Regions from separate parts of the Homo sapiens genome. Here region 2 is linked to region 1. Evidence: read pairs that join two places in POLR2A ChIA-PET (ENCODE). Cell type or tissue: GM12878. All regions are shown on one strand. Each heading gives the region's core, and the rest is flanking DNA. Links, peaks and the distances in the headings are about the cores only. Region 1 has its middle 13 kb from the start of TTN. Region 2 overlaps CCDC141 (coiled-coil domain containing 141).

The links. ChIA-PET counts read pairs that join two places held together with the same protein. Peaks named below come from ENCODE experiments on the same cell type or tissue, not always from the same donor. Only the 100,000 strongest peaks of a DNase experiment are listed, where the experiment ranks them.
Region 2: POLR2A ChIA-PET joins it to region 1 with 5 read pairs; 2 of 35 experiments call an interaction of 5 or more read pairs at or near these places.

Annotation. Positions count from the first base shown.
Region 1 is chr2:178,818,151-178,823,548 of GRCh38, reverse strand. It overlaps a transcript of CCDC141 not described here. Among named protein-coding and RNA genes, the nearest start is that of TTN, 13 kb to the right of the region's middle. In GM12878, for the core only: no CTCF peak of the experiment used is centred there; a DNase peak (open chromatin) is centred at 3,288.
Region 2 is chr2:178,940,083-178,945,480 of GRCh38, reverse strand. It overlaps CCDC141 (coiled-coil domain containing 141), which reads left to right. Exons shown (of 24, transcript NM_173648.4): 6 at 830-946. Among named protein-coding and RNA genes, the nearest start is that of CCDC141, 110 kb to the left of the region's middle. In GM12878, for the core only: no CTCF peak of the experiment used is centred there; no DNase peak of the experiment used is centred there.

The DNA of each region.
Region 1 (5,398 bases), core at 201-5,200:
GTACTGAATCTAGATCTTTAAAGATGAATTTTTCTAGCTCATATCTTAAGGTTACTAAAGCATACATGATTACTGCGGGAACAAATGTTTTGTGTGTTTATTTCTTTTTTATTGCTAATGGTTTATATGCTAATAATAAAATGTATATTAAGTCTACTAAATACCTGGAAACAACAGAATTTGCTTGCCTGTTTCTTAGCTTTACTGGGAATTCCTTAAAGTATAATTTGACATTAAGTTCCTCTAAAGGTAATAAATTTAATCTGATTATCTCATTCAAACTTTTGCAGATAGAGGATGCTTATTCTTATATAACTATTGACTCAAAATGCACTTAATAAATGAAATTTCTCCAACTCAGAGAAAAAATAATCATGGTGGTTAATATTTAACCACCATTAACGTACACCAATTAAACATCCCATTGCAGAGTAGTGGTTTGTTTTATGGAAGGATAGTAATCAAAGCAAGTTAAGACAGTTTTCTGCAGTCAAATGTACTGGCTTCTCATTGTGCTATATTCCTTTTCATATGTGGACACATGGAGAAATATTTCTTTTTCCACCAATCTGAAACTTTGCAGGTTGGCTCAAACAGACTCCATATACAGTGCAAAGATTACATGGTTATTTTAATAACATTAACAGACATATTTGAAATCAGAGTATAATTGATATTTAAATTATATGACACTGGCTGTACATGTTACTGAAAATAAATTACAATCTTCACTTTTGTTTTAAATTTCTAATGATGGATATGCCTTTATATGTCTGATATAAACATTTCCATTTAGAGATAACATAGATGAGATAAACGGCCCTCCATTGATGTTGCCCTGAGAAACATAGGGCCATCTGAATCCTTTTTAATTGGGTAAATGTAGGCTTTTTGTTGAGGTTATCATGTACCTTTATGCAAGTAAATTGAAATCCTAAATATTGCTCATTAAAATAGTGGAACACTAATTTTATAAAATGTCATGCTTTTGAGCCCATTCTCAATCTTGTATTCATAGAGAAGGGAGCACTTGTTTTAAAGAATTGGAGTATTCTGTATTACTCCTCTTAAAATGTTACTATTTGGAGGAGCTAAAGACCAAAATTCTTTTTTTTTTTTCAGGAGGGATTTTTTTTTTAATTATTATACTTTAAGTTCTAGGGTACATGTTCACAACATGCAGGTTTGTTACATGTGTATACATGTGCCATGCTGCTGTGCTGCACCCATTAACTCGTCATTTACATTAGGTATATCTCCTAATGCTATCCCTCCCCACTCCCCCCACCCCACAACAGGCCCCGGTGTGTGATGTTCCCCTTCCTGTGTCCAAGTGTTCTCATTGTTCAATTCCCACCTATGAGTGAGAACATGCGGTGTTTGGTTTTTTGTCCTTGCGATAGTTTGCTGAGAATGATGGTTTCCAGCTTCATCCATGTCCCTACAAAGGACATGAACTCATCATTTTTTATGGCTGCATAGTATTCCATGTTGTATATGTGCCACATTTTCTTAATCCAGTCTATCATTGATGGACATTTGGGCTGGTTCCAAGTCTTTGCTATTGTGAATAGTGCCACAATAAACATACGTGTGCATGTGTCTTTATAGCAGCATGATTTATAGTCCTTTGGGTATATACCCAGTAATGGGATGGCTGGGTCAAATGGTATTTCTAGTTCTAGATCCTTGAGGAATCACCACAGTCTTCCACAATGGTTGAACTAGTTTACAGTCCCACCAACAGTGTAAAAGTGTTCCTATTTCTCCACATCCTCTCCAGCACCTGTTGTTTCCTAACTTTTTAATGATTGCCATTCTAACTGGTGTGAGATGGTATCTCATTGTGGTTTTGATTTGCATTTCTCTGATGGCCAGTGATGATGAGCATTTTTTCATGTGTAAAAACCTAAATTCTAATCCTAGCTTTGCTACAGAAGAACTCTGAGGATTTAGGCCACTAAAATCTTTGACCCTCATGTTCCTTGCCTGTGAATTATGGTGCAAAATAGACCATTTCTAAATGTGCGTCTAGCTCTCACTGATCTCTAAGGGGTATTAAACACACAGTGTGTTCTTGATTTTCTCATTGGAACAGGCAGGTGATATTGCCAAGCACTTGGTGTTTGGGGCCAAATGATCAAGAGAACAGTCAAGGTTTAGAACAAAATTTAAAGGAAATTTCCTGGGAAGCAGAAGACAGATAAGGTAATAATTTTGTTTGCTCAGAATAGTGTACTTTTTGGCAGTCATAACAAATTCTATTTATTCAATAAAGAAAAAATATAAATATATATATGATTGTAGGACTTCAAATATGGTTCACTAAAAACTTGGTATACCCAAACAAATAATCAGGCTCTTATTCACCCCCAAAAGTCCCAGGCTTAAAGCCCTTTCATGCAGTTGTGGCTTTGTTGAGTGATGAAATAACTGGGAATATAGCTAGTTGATGAAAAATTTATTCCTATGTTAGAAAAAAGAAAGTCAGCATAGATCTTGTCATTCTCTAGACAAATGCAAACCTAGTTTAACATTTGTTTTGTGTCCAGTGAGTATTATAAAAATGCATAGTGGTATAATAGAACATAGAAAATAAAAAGTCACTTTGACATCTTTAACATGTGGAACCTTGAGGAACTTCATAGATAGATACCCTTATAAGACTGTAGCACTCTAAAAAGGGCTATCAAAATGTCCACGCACATGGTACCTGCTTTAATGAAGAGCTCAGTACCAGTTTCAGGCAATTTAAAAATCTTAGCCTTTATTATATAGACATTAAGTCAAATTATTTTTCTATTATGATCCCTTTTGAAATAAGCTTTAACACATTTCTAATGCTTTCTTCAGAACAGCTCATATGAATTAATAACTTTTTAAAAAAATTCTTTCATTTCAATTTAATCTGAAAACTTTAGATCTCATTCTCAGGGAAAAATTACTTTATTGCATGTAAAGTAATTACAAATAGAATATAGTTCACAATTTTCTTCCAAATTAAGCTTGAGCCTCAATAAAAATATTTTTAAATGCCCAACAATATTCAGTTATTATTTGCCATGTTTCTGTTTTCATGGGAAGATATAATATGTTTAATAAAAATACATATCTAAAAGGAGAATCCGATTTGTAAAATTATAAATTCTAGTTTTCAGTCAAAACCACCCTGAGCGTGAACTTATCAGAATCTTGTCTGAGTAACTACAACCCCTCCCCCAACCTTAAAAAAACACACCACAGCCCCACTCTCCACCGGTGTGGCCAAACCAAGGGAAATGAGAAGCAGGAATGTAGCTCACAGGTCAGAGCCAAATACGAAGAGTAAAAATAGTACCTTGAGCTTTCAGAACCACAGATTTTCAAAGTGAGCCAGAGGGCAGAGCAGCAGCTACATTTTCAAACAGAAGTAACTACATCTTTCTAATCAACTGCCGTGTTATGGAACATAAACTGCAGGAAATGATGGCTTAATGTCCTTTTATGTATCAGATAAGCAGGAGGAAGTATCAGTGGTGTGCTTTACTTAGTGAGAGAAGCTTAATAAATATATTTATTTATTTATGTCCTTTAATGCAGTAGAATGCTTTTCAAAAACCATTCAACTTGTGTGTACACTGACCAGAAAATGTTCTATATAAAAAACTGTATTTTGCTTAGGTTTTGAGATGAATGTTTCATGAGATATCTGTATATGTATTAAAATTATTTAAATATGAGGAAAATGTGGTATTTGTGGTGTATTTCTCTAAAGCAGGATTTTTCAACCTTGATACAAGGTTGACATTTGGGACTAGATAATTCTGTGTGTTTGGGGGGTTGTCCTATACACTGTAGGATGTTTAGCAGCATTTATGGGTTCTACCCACTAGATGTCATTAGCACCTCCACCCTCAGATGTAACAACCATGATGTCTCCAAATATTGTCAAATATCCCCTGGCAGAAAATCATCCCTGGTTGAGAACCACTATTTAAGGAAACAAGATAGCATAAGCTTGGTCAAGATTACACACTGGTGTTTTGTCAGTACAATTCAGAAAATAAAATCCAGCAAATAATGTGCTCTTCACAAAGCTATTTTACTGTTTCTTAATTATTGAAACTTTTTCTTATTTTTGTTCTTCTTAAATGGATTAGTTATCCTGGGTAGATTACTAAATAGTTTTAAGTAGTTGAATAAATTTGTTATGAGAGCTAAAATTCCTGACATACCACTGCCCTGACATATCAGCAAAATGATAATGATGATGTTCAATTAAATGTATCAAATAAAAGCCTGCAAAATTCAACAGACTGAAGTCTATATTCTGGAATTTGACAGCAAAAAAAGTTGTGTAGGTTATCATTTTTTGGCAAAAAGGCCCCTAAGTACACTTGCAATCAATGGCTACATGCGTAGTTCCAAATGTCGTCTTTATTACTTCTGTTTAAATCTGTCTCTAGAATAGTCTCCAAGAATGTAGCTTTTTTACTTTGGAAACTCTTACTCAGACAGATCCCCAGTAAAGCTTGGTAATTTAGTAGCTTAAGAACAAGTTCCTCCTTCTGTCTGCCCTTCTTTCTCCCTTATATGTGAGGAAAGTGGAATTTCACAAGATGACTCTATTCAAGAGTCTTGATAAAAGTCGCCTTTACAAATGCTTTTACACTGTTTTGGGGAGTGTAAATTAGTTCAACAATTGTGGAAGACAGTGTGGTGATTCCTCAAAGATCTAGAACCAGAAATACCGTTTGACCCAGCAATCCCATTACTGGGTATATACCCAAAAGAATATAAATCATTCTGTTATAAAGATACATGCCCATGTATGTTCATTGCAGCACTATTTACAATAGCAAAAACATGAAATCAACCCAAACACCCATCAATGATAGACTGGATAAAGAAAATGTGGTACATATACACCATGGAATGCTATGCAGCCATAAAAAGGAATGAGATCATGTCCTTTGCAGGGACATGGATGGAACTAGAAGCCATTATCTTCAGGAAACTAACACAGGAACAGAAAACCAAACACCACATGTTCTCACTTATAAGTGGTAGTTAAACAATGAGAACAGATGGACACAGGGAGGGGAACTACACACCTTGGGGCCTGTTGAGGGTTGGGGGAGGGAGAGCATCAGGATGAATAGCTAATGCATGTGGGGAATAATACTTAGGTGATGGGTTAATAGGTGCAGCAAACCACCATGGCACATGTTTACCTATGTAACAAACCTGCACATCCTGCACATGTATCCTGGAACTTAAAATAAAATTTTAAAAAGTCACCTTTATGGGTTTTGTTTTTGTTTTTACTTTTGCTTTTGGTTTTTCAGTCAGGGGAATTATTGATCATTGCTAGACATTAGGAGGTGGTAAGAATGCAGTAAAAAGAAATTTGACATTG
Region 2 (5,398 bases), core at 98-5,097, 120 kb before region 1:
CTTCAAAACTCAGTTACCGCATCTCTAAAATGATGATATCATGACTGTTATAAAGTTGTTGAGAGAAATAGAGATGATGCCCAAAAAGCAACTAGCTTGTAGTAGTCTCTTAAGAATCAGTCATTATGATGTGATCATAAGGACAATGCTATACAGGATTCGAGTGTAAAAATCTAAGTCTCCTTTAATTGAGATAAGGAATCTGCATCCAGGGCCCCCATGTCAAGTGTTGGCATCATTTAGAAAGGTACAGATTATTTCAAGTCCTTTGCTATTTGTAGTTTCAGCACTGTATATGGCATGTATTATAAATCAAGTCAATGTAAATGTTAATAACCTCTCTATTTTCTGGATACAGATTTCCAGCACTTGTAGCAAACTAAATATTTCTGCATAGTCTATTTTATGGCAGAAAATATAATTCTACCTCTGCTGTTTAATATCTTCATATGGGTTTACGTAACTATACTTAGATTCATATTCATTTCCAGGAAAGAAGATATATTTTAAATGAATTCATGATTTTTGGACTGCTTGGGAATCTATTTTGATTCTTTGTTAGGAGATTTTCATTTTATTCATGCCATGTAATCTACTGAACTGATTAGTCATTTTCATACTTTTTGGGATTTTTTCTCTTTTATGCATGTAGAGGTTAAATGAAGAAAAAATTCTAAACTTGTTCATATTATTTTAATACATGAGATGGTTTATATAAAAAGAAATTAAAGTAGCTTAAGTTTTGAAAGGTTGAGGGACTATTTCTGAATTTTTACTCACTTATTCTGATCATTTGAATTTTGATCTTTCTTTGTTGCCTTTTACCTAGGTTACTTGTTGGTTTCAGAAAACTATAAGAAATTTACAGGAACAAAGTCTAGGTTCATCACTTTCAGACAATGAGGATCGAATTCATAAGCAAGAGGAACTGATAATAAAAGCAAAGGTAAGAGATATATTAGACACACTAAAAATAATTGAAAAATGCATTAACTTTTCTTGAATATACTTCTGTGGGTAATTTAGAGGAGAACTGAGAACTGTCTTTGATTAATCTACTGTTCATGTAAAAAAATATCCCAATAACATTAGCAAATACCACTGTGCATTGACAGGGCTTCCAGAATAATGATAAACAAATTAACAGCTTCTACAACAATAACTATATTTTTCTGAATAGTTACTATGTGCCAGGCACTATAGTATGTATATGAGATCCATTATCTAAATTATCATAAAACCCCTAAGGGGGAGGTATTATTTTCTCCATTTTATGCATCAAAACAAATAAAACAAAAAGGCTTGGAAATGCCAAGTCACTTGACCAGTGTAATATATCTTGTCAGTGGCAGATTTGAAATTCAGTTCTAGGTTTTGTCTAATACAAAGGCCCAAGCTCTTAAACATTATACATTTTAGCTTTCTAAAAAATTTTTTTTCTACACTGAGATGTCACTATGAGTCATCACTTTTATGACTTCCAGATATAATTTGATTGCTGTTCCAATTTACATGTCTTTTGCTCTTTAACTTGCTTCAGATTTCTCAGTTTTACAAGAAGTAATGGCTACCAGCCAGGCAGCCACTTATAGGTATATAGAATGCATTAAAATGCAAGCATGAAGTGCTGAAAGCAAGATGAGTAAAGCACCAGTGTTTTGGTTGACCTTCTCTCCATTGTGTCTTGTTATTTGAAAATCAGTGCGTTTATACATCTGGGGGTCTGTAAATACTTTCCAAAATTCTTTACAGAGGCTCCATATTGATCCACAAGAAAACAGAAGTCCGTCATAGTAGATGGGATGGGAACAGTGAATAATCACTATCAAGATTTAGGGAACTTTGTATATTAATATTTTAGATTATGATAGTTGTAAGTAGAGCTAAGTCATAAAGCTCTAGAAAACAATGGGCCAACACTACTAGACAGTAGTTGAATACAGGCTAGACAAGTCAAATATTCACATGTCTGGGAGGTTAGGAGTAGGCAGGATGAGGATGGAGGCAGTAGATTGCATTTATTTAGACTTAAATCTTTTCATGGGGATCATGACACATTTGTTTCAGTTTCTTGCTTCTGTTTGAACACTCCAGTGTCTTGTAGGCATTCAAAGTCTTTGGTTTGAATATTTGATTGATAAAAGGTGCACTTACAGAAGACTGTTGACTAATAATGACTGATTATTTTTTAATTTCTTAAAATTTTTCAGCATTTGGTTTATCTGTTTAGGAGGTTAACTTTTTTCATTGAATTATATGGCAATTTATTCTGTTTGTATCAAACTCAAGTTTTATCAGTGAAAATTCTATCGAAAGCCCCAAATGCCAAGCACAAGAGATCACCAGAATTGCATAGGATGCTACTTCCTTTAATACCAAAAAAAGCAGTATATAGTGTACACATAATTTAGACATCCCTTGGGGTTATATTCACGATAAATTGTAGAGTTATGGTTTCCTCTAGCCCTGAAGACAGTCTAGAGTAGAATATTTGTTAATGTTTGACCTTAGTAGGGCACAGTTTTTCTCATAGTTTATAGCTCATATTTCAACCTCTGATGTCCATAAACAAAAAAGCATATAGATATTCTTTCCATCAATATTATTAAGTTGCAGGTATAAGGGATGTAAAAAATAATTTTTAAAAGACTATTTTTAGAGCAGTTTTAAGTTCACAGCAAAATTGAGAGGAAGGCATAAAGATTTCCCATATACACCCTGCCCCTACACATTCGTAGCCTCCCCCATAATCAACATCCCCATCAGAGTGGCGCATTTGTAACAATTAATGGACCTGCATTGACACATCATTATTACCCAAAGTTCATTGCTTATATTAGGGTTCACTCTTGGTGTTGTACATTCTATGGGTTTGGACAAATGTATGATGATATGTATTGAATGATTGAACATCATTGAATTATACAGATTATTCTTGCTGCCCTAAAACTCCTCTGCGCTCTGCCTGTTCATTCCTTTCCACACCCCCAACTCCTGACAACCACTGATCTTTTTACTGTCTTCATAGTTTTGCCTTTTCCAGAATGTCATGTAGTTAGAATCGTACAGTATGTAGGCTTTCAGATTGGTGTTTTTCACTTAGTAATATGTATTTAAGTTTATCTATATCTTTTCATGGCTTGATAGCTCATTCGTGTTTAGAAATAAATAATATTCTAGACAAGCCTGCATGACATAGGGAGATTCCATCTCTACAAAACATTTAAACGATTAGCCAGGTGTGTTGCATGCTACTCAGCTATTCAGGAGGCTGAGGTGGGAGGATGGTTTGAGCCTGGGAGGTTCCAGACAAGTATATGCACTTCCTTTAGGGTCCTGAACTACTCTGCATCTTGTGCAGAAGCTGAGTATTGCCCCATGTACTCAAGTAGTTTTCAAGCCAAACTGTTTTTGAAAAGTGAGGCATAGAAACCTATTTCTCTACAGCATCCCTGAGAGTAAATTTCTTTTCTTTTCCCTTTTTTTTTTTTTTTTTTTTTTTTTTTTTTTTTTTTTTTTTTTGAGATGGGATCTCTCTCTGTCACTCAGGCTGGAGCACAGTGGTGCAATCATACTCACCGCAGCCTCGAAATCCTGGGCTCAAGCGATTCTCCCACCTCAGCCTCCCGAGCACCTGGGACTGCAGCTGCACACCCCCATACCTGGCAAATTTTGTTTTTATTTTTTTTTTGTAGAGACGGGGTCTTGCTATGTTTCTCAGGCTGGTTATGAACTCCTGGCCTCAAGTGATCCTCCCACCTCAGCCTTCTAAAGTGCTGGGATTACAGGCATGAACTCTCATACCTGGCAAATTTATTTTCTAAAGGGGGAGGTTCGTTTATTTATTGGGATTTCTTTTTTTATTTATTTATGTGAAGCATTCTTTCCAATGTAAGATTTTCCTTCCAAACTATGGGTTGAGCTATAGAGCCATCAATCTTAAATCCATCTTTAATTACAAATTACAAAAATGTTGACTAATTATTTAGACTGATTCAGTCAAATGAAGATGAATGCTCACATATAACTTGTAGATACAAAAAGGTTCTAAAGATACTTGCCATGAATTTCAGACACTAGATAATTCACTGGCAAGATAACTGGCTATTAAGACTTCAGGAGTCTCCGAATCATATGGGGTTAGAGAGACCCCCATCAGTGTATATGCACAAGGGGGAGTGGTGCTTTATTCTGGGGTGATCCAGGACAGCTTTCTGGAAGGATGGGGTTTGAACAGATGGATGGAATATGAGTTGTTGGTTAGGAGGGGGTGGTCAAACCAGAATATGGCAGAATAAGGCAAACAGCAATCAGACCAGGCTGTCTATGATGAGAGTTAAAGTCCTCATAATGTGTAAGCCAGAGAAGAGAGGCTAAGGAGAGTTGTCTTAGAGGCAATAGACTTATCCACAGCCATTCTGTAGGAAAGAAATAATAATCCATGGTCATGACAGAAAAATAGACTTCCACAGGTTGGGAAATAGAAGAGATTCCTGAAGCAACGAGAGGTAGGCCTAGATGACCTCAAAACTTTCTTTAATTTTCAAATCCTGTAAAGGAGATAGGATGTACATTTCAGTATCAATTATGCTTGTTATATTGAAAGCAAGATGAGTGTAGAAAACACCTTTCCAGAGCTGGTTGAAAGGAGTAAGTCTGGGCGGGGGAAGTAGCAGTATTTTTTTAAAGTAGACAGTATCTTACCTTGGTATTCCCAGCACATTGGACAGTGCCTGATATGAAAAGGACATTTGATTAATGTCTGTGTAGTAAGTCTTTTACGTTGTGAAGAAGAAGCATCCTTTTAGGTTTTTTTGTGATTCCCTTGTGACTTTAGATAATCACTTAACCTCCTTTTATCTATCTATCCACCCAATATCTTTAAAAACATTTTTTTAGCCCTCAGAGTAGAGTTACACTTCCCTTTTGGTTTACCTTATTGTCTTCCCCTTTATTCTCTCTATCCCTCACATTCTCATTCTCACAGGGACCTACTCTAATGGGCTCAACATATGTCTTTAGACATAGTCCTATTTCTAAAATACAGAGTTACGTGTTTCCATTTGCATAAATAGAATGAAGCCATAGATCTCATATTGTTTTTTGCCATAACACTGTTTGCATCTAGTTTATACAGTTCTTTGTGTTCTTCAGTATGCTAATTTCTAGTTGCAATGTAAATTTGGAAAGTTGTATTACGTAGATGATGTTCTACTTCTATCCTTCCTAACTTATCACTGCCTCCCCCCATTTCTTTATTCTTTCCTAATCTCTGATCTTATAGAGCACTCATTCTTTCTTCTGCTGTACTCCTTCTGCCATTCAGCCCTCCTGCCAAGTTCTTCACTTCAGCTATTACATTTTTCATGCCCAGTTGCTGACATTGATTCTTCTTCAT